Linked DNA regions of Homo sapiens: region 2 is linked to region 1. A link is a loop called in an ENCODE intact Hi-C map of the cell type or tissue named here. Cell type or tissue: PC-9. All regions are shown on one strand. Each heading gives the region's core, and the rest is flanking DNA. Links, peaks and the distances in the headings are about the cores only. Region 1 has its middle 9.7 kb from the start of H1-2. Region 2 holds the start of TRS-AGA2-1 (tRNA-Ser (anticodon AGA) 2-1).

Region 1 (5,384 bases), core at 159-5,158:
ACTTTGTAAGAATGCTAATCAACTTAGATTGGTATAAAGTTGAGTTAAAAATCACAGGATACATCATCTCAGCTATAAGTTTTCATGAGTTGAGTTTTTACAATCACTTGAAATGCTTAGAATAGGAAATACGTATAAATTATTTAACATAAAATATTGTTACAAAACCTCTGGAGTGTCAGTTTCTCTGGCCAGACTTTATGCTGCAGCACCTTTGCCTGAGTTCTTGTCCTGCATCCAGGAAGAATTAGGTACAGAGGCAAGAGTCAAGAAGATTAGTTTTCCAATAGTTCAGCTCACCTAGTTAACTCCTGTTCACAATCTTCAAAGTTATCAGAAACCTGCAATTGAGGGTTATAATCCATTCTTTGCAGAGTTTCAAAACAAGACAACATTTGTCTATGAATGTTAAAATGTCCTAGGGTAGTCACAGTCAAAAACACAATTGACAAAGAAATTTAGTCACCTCTGTGATTTACAATAGCCTAACACAATAACTCTAATTATAACTGATGACACAAACTCAGATATCAGAACTCTAGAAATCCCCTATAATTTTGGAACACACATTCACAGTTTTCACTGAAATATGACCTGAAGATCAAATATCACCTTATTTCAACAATCCTATATAACTAAACGTGTCAAATGATCCTGTTTACCTCTCCTTTGGATACTCCAGGGGCCCTCTGTAGCATCCAAAAGTTAGGGGTTAGCAAAGACAATTTTGAAGCTGTAAAGGCTCAAAACACTTAATGAACCTCTAGTCATATCTGTTCTCTACTCACTAAATGCTAGTAGCACCTCTCAGTTGTGGCTAAGCTGGGAGGATCTCTTGAGCCTAGAAGTTTGGGGACGCAGTGAGCTATGATTATGCCACTGCACTCCAGCCTGGGCAACAATGCAAAATCCTGTCTCAAAAACAAAAACAAAAAACAAATTGCCTATGCTGTGGTTATCTCACAATTAATAAAAAGGAAAAAAAAAGTATGCAGTCTTTGTAGGTCCTTGGGGTTTGTTGGAACTCAGAAAACAATACCCCAAAATAAAGACCGCAGAAGCCAAAGTTTTTCTCTGATCTTCTCCTGCCCTCCTGTCTCTGAGTCCCATTCTCCCCGGAGTCTAGCCATAGAAATGAGAATTCCTCTTCCTCAAGTTAGGTCATAGAAATCAAAACACCTTTTCCCCAGAGCCCAGCCATAAAACCTAAAAATATTACTCTAACTTTCCCTCTGTTTTTCTGTGTAAAAACTGGCCATAAAGAAATTATCTGAACTACCTTATTTGATCATAGATCACCAGACCGCATTCCAGAGAGGATCCAGAAGGAAGGAATGCTGCACAGAGAGGCGAAGAAGAATCTAGACAGACAGGCCTTGCTGGGTTTCCCTACTCTGTTTATTAGCAATCCTATTTCTACACGGCGGCCCATACTTTGTTGAATCTAAAAAATAAAAATGGACAATTTCCCCTGTACATGTTAATACACATTAATAAATTGGATATAAATTGGATAATTTATTAATATACACATTAATAAATTGGATGCAGCCGGGTGCAATGGCTCACGCCTGTAATCCCAGCACTTTGGGAGCTGAGGCGGGCAGACCACGAGGTCAAGACCACCCTAGCCGAAATGGTGAAACCCCGTCTCTATTAAAAATACAAAAGTTAGCTGGGCGTGGTGGCACATGCCTGTAGTCCCAGCTACTGGGGAGGCTGAGGCAGGAGAATTGCTTGAACTCGGGAGGCGGAGGTTGCAGTGAGCCGAGATTGCGCCACTGCACTCCAGCCTGGTGACAGAGTGAGACTCCGTCTAAAAATAATAATAATAATAATAATAATAATAATAATAATAATAAATTGGATGCATTTTATCCTATTAATCTTCCTCTTGTCGGTGGTTTTCAGCGACTCTTCAGAGGCCAAAGAGTAAGTTTTCCCTTAGCCCCTACAGGTTCTTATGTTTAATTTGTTACTCTCATTTAAGACATAATTAAAGTGGCTTCTCCATGAAGATTATTTCTGCATCCATTATTTGGTAAGATTGGCCGTTTTCTCCTTTGATCTCTACTTCACACTGACCCACATAAAACATCACTGCCTGTTTTTTTGTTGTTGTTGTTTGGAGACGGAGTCTTGCTCTGTTGCCCAGGCTGGAGTGCAGTGGTGTGATCTCCGCTCACTGCAAGCTCCGCCTCCCGGATTCACGCCATTCTCCTGCCTCAGCCTCCTGAGCAGCTGGGACTACAGGCACCCACCACCAAGCCCGGCTAATTTTTGTATTTTTAGTAGATACGGGGTTTCACTTTGTTAACCAGGATGGTCTCGATCTCCTGACCTCGTGATCGGCCCGCCTCAGCCTCCCAAAGTGCTGGGATTACAGGAGTGAGCCACTGCGCCCGGCCCCGTTTTTTTTTTTGGTTTTTGCATGTCTTCTCCCTTTTACTGTAAACTATTTCCACTACCAGCGTAGTTATCATTTCTACTGCTTAATAATTGTTTTGGGGAAGTGAATGCATCAACCCACATGAATTTCTTGTCTATTTGACAATTTATTCTCTTTAGGAATAGTATTAACTCCTAAGGTCCTGGGAGCCAGTCTCTGTACTTGGCTGCTCCAGGGTCCTACTTCAGTTTCCCAGCTTCTCAGTACTGTCACTGTCAATTGTGGGTAATAATTATTTTTGTCCACCAAAAGACTCTGTATGTGAATGAGTTTTGAAATCTGCTGAGTAATACAGTGTCAACCCAGTTAATGATTTGCCGGGCGGCTTGATCAGGGGCTGTCCAACTACCGGCATTTTGATTTGGAGCGTCATCTAGTGTCTGAAAGCACAAACAACATCCTACATTGTAAATGCCTTTGGCTACAGAGATTGAAACCAAAGCAAACCTATGTTTTGAATTGTTATTCTTCAGCAGTTCTGCTAGCTTTGAAAAATCTAAAAGTTAAAAAAAAGCTTTATATTTCATTTTCTGCCTAAACTCTTTAAAATTGCTAGTTGACAATTAGATATTTTCAATTTAATGAAATTTTTTTTTAGTTCACAGATTAATACACAATGGGGGAGGGTTCTTATTCTGTTGGACTTTTACATAACCTCCACTTTAGTGCAGTCTGCTTTATGGGGTCTTGTTTGAGGTGTGTGTGTGTTTAAGGGAATGTGGTTTACAATCAAAATATTGGGTTGCTCTTAGGCACATTGTAAAGTCACACACCTGTATTCTTATTGATACATAATGATTAATAACATTATTATTACAGCCTGATCACCATCATTATTGATATATCTAAATAATGAATTTTATAATTTTGCTTCCTGTCAGGCAAGAGCCAATTTCAGTGCTACCATGTTTGTATAGCAGTATTTATGTCTGTCATCCTCAGTCATTTTACTTCACTTGTTCTTAGCCAAACGGCCGAGAAGCGATGGTCATTTTACTTCAAAAATGAAAAGAATTAATATTTTTACGTTTCCCTTAAAGACCCTATGTTTAACCTCCACTCCTGGGTAAAATGGTCTAGTCCCTCCTTTTCATATCATCTCTGATATCTTTTGCACAGCCACTATTACCTACCGTTTTCTAGATCCCTATTCTTCAAACACCACCATGAAGGTAGAGCCTGTCTGAATTATTTTCTTGTCCCCTGAACTCAGTACATTGTTAGGCTTCTTGAAGATGTTGATCAGTTGTTTGTGGAGTGAATGAATCAGCTAGCATGATTTTTCTAGACCACTGAGACAAGTGTCTAAGACACTTGTTCCTTCCCATGTTCTTGCCTGCCTGTGCAATCCATGCAGTCTCATGGCTTCCCAGTGCCTCAGAATTATCCCCTGTCAAACAGGCATTATAATTTCTGTCCACTGAAAAGGACAAAAAACTAAGTGTATAGCTAGAAGTTAAAAATTACCGGCCAGGTACTGTGGCTCACTCCTGTTATTCCAACATTTTGGGAGGCTGAGGCGGGCAGATCACCTGAGGTCAGGAATTCGATACCAGGCTGGCTAACATGGCGACCCCGTCTCTATCAAAAATGTAAAAGTTAGCCAGGTGTGGTGGCTCGCACCTGTGGCCCCAGCTACTCAGGAGGCTGAGGCAGGAGGATCGTTTGAGCCCTGGAGGTTGAGGCTGCAGAAAAATAGGAATATACTCTCTTTCAAGAGTTCGTGGTTTTGACTGCCACCTAGCGTACATCAGAAAAACCGCATGACATAGGAAATGCCTGTGACAGAGGGGTAAGGTGAGAGAGGTTGATGAAGAATGTATTGAAGGAGTGAAAACGCTTCCATCCCTCTACTTACTAAATATATTAGTTAAGTAGTTGGGGCATATTTTAATTCATGCATTTTGTAGATAGAAAAACAAAAGTTTTATTCTGTTTGATTTAGTTGATACTTTAATATGTGTGTGTTTAGGATGCATGATTTATAATCAGTCTGCAGCACTTCTTGGAGAAGTCTGAATTCTCATTCTCCATTTCCTTATTGGCAACGTGAGAATGATTACAATGGTGGTTGTCTCATAGAATGCAGGGAGTCAGAATGAAAATAGTCCATATAATGCCTGGTGCAGAGGAAGGGTTCAGTTAACTGTCTGTATTAATATTACTGATAACAGTCATGACAAACAAAAGCTTAACAACAACACCACCAACAACAGTTGCAGAATTGAGCCACCAATTTGCACACAAGATTGTAGGTAGGATGTTTTAGAAAAGTTATTATTTAATATATGTATATATTTTTGTACTTAAAATATGTCAGAGGTTGTTCTAAGAACTATTTAAATGTTAACTCCTTAATCCTCATAATGACCCATGAAACAGGTAGGCTTATTATTGTCTCTTTACATGTGAGAACACTGAGACACGAAAAGGTTTATTAACTCACCCAAAGTCACACAGCTGGTAAAACGGCAAAATTGAATTTGAACTCAGACATTCCAGGTTCCAAGACAGTCTAATTATTCTTTTGACTAATATACTAAGCTGCCTCTGTATTTTTCCTTGATTACTTTGTAAAAGTATGAGGAAAATATAAGTGCTTCAAGTAACCATGAAAAATATAAACAATCTATGTATCAACTGAAGCATAATTACAAATCCTTTGATAAGCAAACATAATAAAAATTTGATATCAATCAAAACTTTCATGTAATGTAAGCAGGTTGAGATGAATTCTATAGTAAAAAAGTGCAGAGTGCTGGAATACCATGCTCCTAATATATTGGCTAGGCACACCTGCCTGCTATCAAAGGTATGCACACACCTTGGATACAGAAAGTTGGGACTGGGTAGTTATGTGAGTGTCATCAGAATTCTTTCCCACTTGGGAAAGAATTGTCCATCATAAGCTTGGATGATGGACAAGGAGTGAGCT
Region 2 (5,384 bases), core at 215-5,214, 260 kb before region 1:
GATCTATATCTCTGGTTGCAATACATTACTATCCTAATTAGATTAAAAATAACAAAAGCAGTAGTTTTAGCTTTGATTGTTTGAACAGTTAATAGATACCATGCACTATTCCAAGTTCTGAATCATTTATTCCTCGCAATTCTACGAAGTAAATACTTGCTATTACTCTTACTTTACAAATGAGACAAATTGGGGTTTGTCTGCAAGTTGGGGTTTGCAGAGGTTAACTAACTTGCCCAAAGTCATGCAGCTAGTAAATGGTAGAGCAAAGATAAAACTCTAAACCGCCGTTCTGCATAATTACAAACACTAATATTTACAGCAAACTTCAAAAGTTATTTCAGCTATTCCTTCCGAGTTTTATTAGTAGGACATGAACTCACCTAGTATTATTAAATCCCTAGTAAAATGAGAGGTACCATATGTGACATATAGTAACATGTCCAGATTTGAGCAGGCTGTAGGTGACACTTTTTTTCCTGTTCTTATTTTTCTGTTTACTCAAACTAATACAGATGCATAAGGAGACATGTTTAAAGTAGGATGAAATCTACAGACTGTGCAAAGCTTTTGAACTTTTGGAGAAATGTTTAGACAACTGACGAAATGCTTGGGGTTGAATTAATGAAAAGTGTCTAGAAGCTTAAGCAGTAAAACAACAAGAAAAGACAGTTATGTACTAATGCCGGGGAAAAATAAAAATTGCAAGGAAAGGAAAACTTAACAATGTATTTCTTTGCCCACTTGTTGAATTATGTTTATAAAGTTGTCATATTTTAAGCTACAAATATTAAAGTATCATGTATTGTGCTATAACCATATGAGAAGACTTAGAAAGGGAGCATGTGTGTGTCGGGGGTCCTGGGGTGTGAAGAAGAAAGTGAACCAGTTACTCCTCTTATATAAAGTCAACAGAAGGTCCATACAAACATATTATTTAGAGATATGTAGGTAAATAATTTTAAAATAAGCTATTTAAATGTTTAAAAAGTAGGCTTAACCACTCAGCCACGACTATAGGTGCCAAAAGTTTTCTTAAACGTCGTACATGTTATTATATGTCACATATTGTACCTCTCGCTTTACCAGGAATTTAATAGCTGAGTTCACGTCCTGCCAACAAAACTTAGAAGGAATCAACAAACTTCAAGTTCAGGCGCATATGTGGTAAGCTGAGAATGTTCTTTGGGTGTTTTCTATAATGCAAATCAGGAATATGTTTCAATAACTTTAAAAATTGCTAGAGGACAGGGAGCAGAGAAGAGACTTGATTTTTGTTTCAAGTGATTCTTGAAATTATGAGTATGCGAAAAGGATAGAAAAGAAACCAAAATTGTTTGCTATCTAGAAATTTTCTGTTTGTGAATTCTCAATCGTAACTCTCACAGAATGACACAAGGTTTTCCCAAACGGACGTGGTGGCTCACGCCTGTAATCTAGCACTTTGGGAGGGCGAGGCGGGCTGATCACTTGAGATCAGGAGTTCCAGACCAGCCTGGCCAACATGGCGAAACCTCCTCTCTATTAAAAATACAAAAATAATTAGCTGGGTGTCGTGGCACATGCCTGTAATCCCAGCTACTCTGGAGGCTGAGGCTAGGAGAATCGCTTGAACTCAGGAAGCAGAGGTTGCGGTGAGCTGAGATCGCGCCACTGCTCTGCAGCCTGGGCGACACAGTGATACATCTCAAAAAAAGAAAAAAAAATTCCCCTGTATTAAGTTTTATCAAGCAATGTGAAAATTGGTCAGTTCTGAAACTTATCAATTTAGTGATGTGATTTAAAAAAAAAAAACTCTTATGTATGTAAAACAATAGTGAACTGAAGCTGGAGTCTATATTATAAAAATTTTTGTCATCTTGTGTAATTCTTTTAAAAATTAAAATGATAAAATACATAAAATGTATATGAGTGCCCAGGGAAGGGGCATTTATGTAAACCTCAAAGTTTCCACTAAAGTCGAACGAGCCAGCCAGGAGTCGAACCTGGAATCTTCTGATCCGTAGTCAGACGCGTTATCCATTGCGCCACTGGCCCTCTGACGAACGAAGACAGGCGTTATACCTATAGAAAAAAACGTTTTGGGATTACCGCGTCCTCCTATACATGAATATATGAAATTTTATTTCTTTCTGATCATAAGGATTTTGAACCCAAAACCCTCCAATTAAAACAAAATATAGTTTTATTTGTTCCTTTGACTTGTTTTACTCATGAAGTATGATTCCTTCGTGGGTAATGAGAAATCCATCCTTGTGCACAATGATTCCTTCCTGAACAATGAAATATCCATTATGATGTAACTTGTAAAAGATCAGAGATAAGGTTTACTTTGGGCAATGAGAAATCCATTTTGAGGACCTCTGAGACATAAATTGAAATTGTCCTGCCCTGAATCCCCAAGAAATCCATTTTGATGTTAACTTGTAAAAGATCGAAAGCCTTTTTACACGTGAAATATCGATCGGTCGGATGAAACCTGCTTGAAGATGCAAAAACCCACTGCCGTAGTCGGCAGGATTCGAACCTGCGCGGGGAGACCCCAATGGATTTCTAGTCCATCGCCTTAACCACTCGGCCACGACTACAGATACCAAAAACCTTATTAAATGTCTTACATGTTTCCATACATCACATATTGTACTCCTTTTATTAGGGATTTAATAATAGCTGAATTCGTATCTTAAGAATAAAACTTGGAAGCAATCAACAAACTTCAAATTCAGGCACATACATGATACGCTAAGAATGTTCTTTGGGTCTTTTTTATAATGCAAATCAGGAATATGTTTCAACAACTTTTACAATTCTCATATTTTTGCCTAGTAAGAAAATTATCCTCAGGCCGGGCGCGGTGGCTCACGCCTGTAATCCCAGCACTTTGGAAGGCCAAGGCGGGTAGATCATGAGGTCAGGAGTTTGAAACTGCCCAACATGGCGAAACCCCGTCTGTACTAAAAATACAAAAAAATTAGCCAAGGTGGTGGTGCACGCCTGTAATCTCAGCTACTCGGGAGACTGAGGCAGGAGAATCGCTTGAACCCAGGAGGCGGAGTTTACAGTGAGCCGAGATCGCGCCATTGCACTCCAGCCAGGGCGACAGAGCAAGACTCCGTCTCGGGGGTAAAAAAAAAATAAAAAATAGATTAAAAAAATAAAAAGAAAGAAAATTATCCTCAGTAAATAACACTGATGTTCCACAGAGATCCCCTATATTTTCTGACAAAGTCCAGTGCCTGCGATATACTAACGGCTCAACAAATGTCAGTACAATTGTAACTATCATTGTAAAACCCCAGAATCTAGATTCATCAAAAGGTTCTTCAGTGAAGATAGGCTTCTGTCTTTTCATAAAACTCAGAATATTTTAACCAGCTGAAAGAACATTTCTGAAAGAAACTAGAAAGTAAAAAATATTTTTGCTGGTCAAATCCTCTTTCGTTTATGGGGCCTTCTCTCACAAGGGGAAGAACAACTGCATCTGATATTCTGTGAATAGTTTGAAATTATATTCAAAGACCACTTCCAAAGGAAGAGCAGAACCCCAGGTTCTAAAACTGCACTACCATTACCACAATACTATGCGTGTGTGTGTGTGTGAGTATTAGTGAGCAAGTCAGGGATTCTGTATTTCATCAATGGCCCAACTCTATGAACAGAAGAAGGGTAAGGAATGATTGATGAACTACTGCTCATGTGCGGATGGATTGAAAATCGTCTCTACTCCAGATCTCTCTCCTCTGGGCTCCAGAATATACAGTTGTCCTATTTTTTTTTCTTGCATGTCCATGGGCATCTCAAAAGCAATGCAACCCCAAAGGAATGTTCCATCATTTTCCTCAAACTTAAATTTCCTCCAACAATCCAAATTTTTGATGAGATACCAAAACCGAAGACTGGCTACCAAGACCGAAGACTACCCTTGTCCTTTTATGTCTCTCTGATTCCCTTCCCAGCAGGCCCTCAATTCAACCTTCTAATTAGCTCTCAAATCTGGCTCTTCTTCCCCAGCCCTCAGACCACCTTTTTTTTTTGTTTTTTTTTGACGGAGCCTCGCTCTGTCATCCAGGCTGGAGTGCAGTGGCACGATCTTGGCTCACTGCAACCTCCGCCTCCCGGGTTCAAGCAATTCTCTTGCCTCAGCCTCCCTAGTAGCTGGGATTACAGGTGCGCGTGCCACCATGCCCAGCTACTCAGACCACTTTTTAAAATGAGGTACTTAGTTTAGGTACTTAGAAGTACTCATGAGAAACTTCTCATTAAGTTATTGCAACAACTTCTTAGTCTTTTGGCCTCCAGTTCCTGATCCCTTAAATAATATATTCATTTATTCATTCTTCCAAAAATTTTATTTTTTTAGAATAAAAATAAGCACTTTGTATATGGGTAGTGAGACAGAGAATTGCCTATTTTTTTCAAATTCTTTTTATGTGAAATAGCAAAAGCCAAGCACTTTGCTAGGTACTGCTCATTCAATGGAGAGCGAGATTTCTAAAGGATTACAGAAGTTAACAATAAAACAACTGAGTGCAAGTGAGAAGTGCAGCCCTAACACAGTAAGTAGCCCACAGAAAGAGTTCTGGATCTCAACCACAAAGGTTTTAGGTGGTTGCCTGGAGGGTCACTTAGACTCCAAGCTTCACGAAGAAAGGTTCTAGTTTTACCTTCTTTACCTCTGAGTCCTCCATAGGTGCTTAATTAAGTATTTTTGGAATGAATTATACTTAAGCTCAGATCTGGATCTGAAGGATGTGTTAAAATGAGACAAATTGGTGTGGGGTGAGAAAACGGGGTAGGGTAGTGTTCCAAACCTAAACCTCAAGGAATATGGGAGAAACTGAAGAAAGTTCCCTCTAGTTGAAACATTGCTTTTTGGAGGGGTACTGGGAAGGGCATTGATGAGAGATAACACCGGAAATGTAGTTGAGGGCAGATTATGTAAGTAGAGCTAAGTTAGCACTAACCCAGAATGTGTTTCTGACTGTGTCCCTTACCTCCTTTAATGCCTTTAAGGTACCCTGTGGCCTAGCGAGAAGATCGCAGATGACATGGGAGGCCTTCATCTTCTGCATCTGTCCGACCTTTTCAGCTCCTCTTCTGGTCACTCTGTCAAGGGGGCCTGGAACTCCTGAGAAGTGAAAGGACCAGCCCTATCTCAGATGGTGCGGGTTTCTTCGCCCTGACCTCTGCCATGTTTGCTTGGAGCCCCAGAGCTCATCCTTCAAGGCCTTTTTAAAAATAGCACAGCCTCTGTCAAGCCTTCTTGAAAAATTAAATTTTTTATTGTAAAAACTTTCAAACATATAAAGAATGTGAAAGAATAGGCAATTATCTGTATACTCATCACCCACATTCAATAATTAACATTTTGCCGTCTTAGCCTC

What was found. Hi-C counts contacts between places; a loop is a spot of excess contacts. Peaks named below come from ENCODE experiments on the same cell type or tissue, not always from the same donor. Only the 100,000 strongest peaks of a DNase experiment are listed, where the experiment ranks them.
Region 2: it touches region 1 in a loop (4-fold over the local background); 3 of 110 quality-filtered maps call a loop at or near these places.

The regions. Positions count from the first base shown.
Region 1 is chr6:26,063,522-26,068,905 of GRCh38, reverse strand. No RefSeq gene overlaps it. Among named protein-coding and RNA genes, the nearest start is that of H1-2, 9.7 kb to the right of the region's middle. RefSeq lists an enhancer at 1,794-2,293 and a silencer at 4,140-4,279. In PC-9, for the core only: CTCF peaks have their summits at 2,815 (motif pointing left), 3,985 and 4,185 (motif pointing left); DNase peaks (open chromatin) are centred at 1,335 and 2,785; H3K27ac peaks cover 2,375 bases.
Region 2 is chr6:26,324,793-26,330,176 of GRCh38, reverse strand. TRS-AGA2-1 (tRNA-Ser (anticodon AGA) 2-1) reads right to left here and starts at 2,588; the gene lies at 2,507-2,588. TRR-ACG1-1 (tRNA-Arg (anticodon ACG) 1-1) reads right to left here and starts at 2,037; the gene lies at 1,965-2,037. It overlaps LOC101928743 (a long non-coding RNA gene), which reads left to right. Exons shown (of 3, transcript XR_241992.5): 2 at 1,090-1,167; 3 at 5,014-5,304. In PC-9, for the core only: no CTCF peak of the experiment used is centred there; DNase peaks (open chromatin) are centred at 2,026 and 2,336; H3K4me3 peaks cover 3,550 bases; H3K27ac peaks cover 3,198 bases.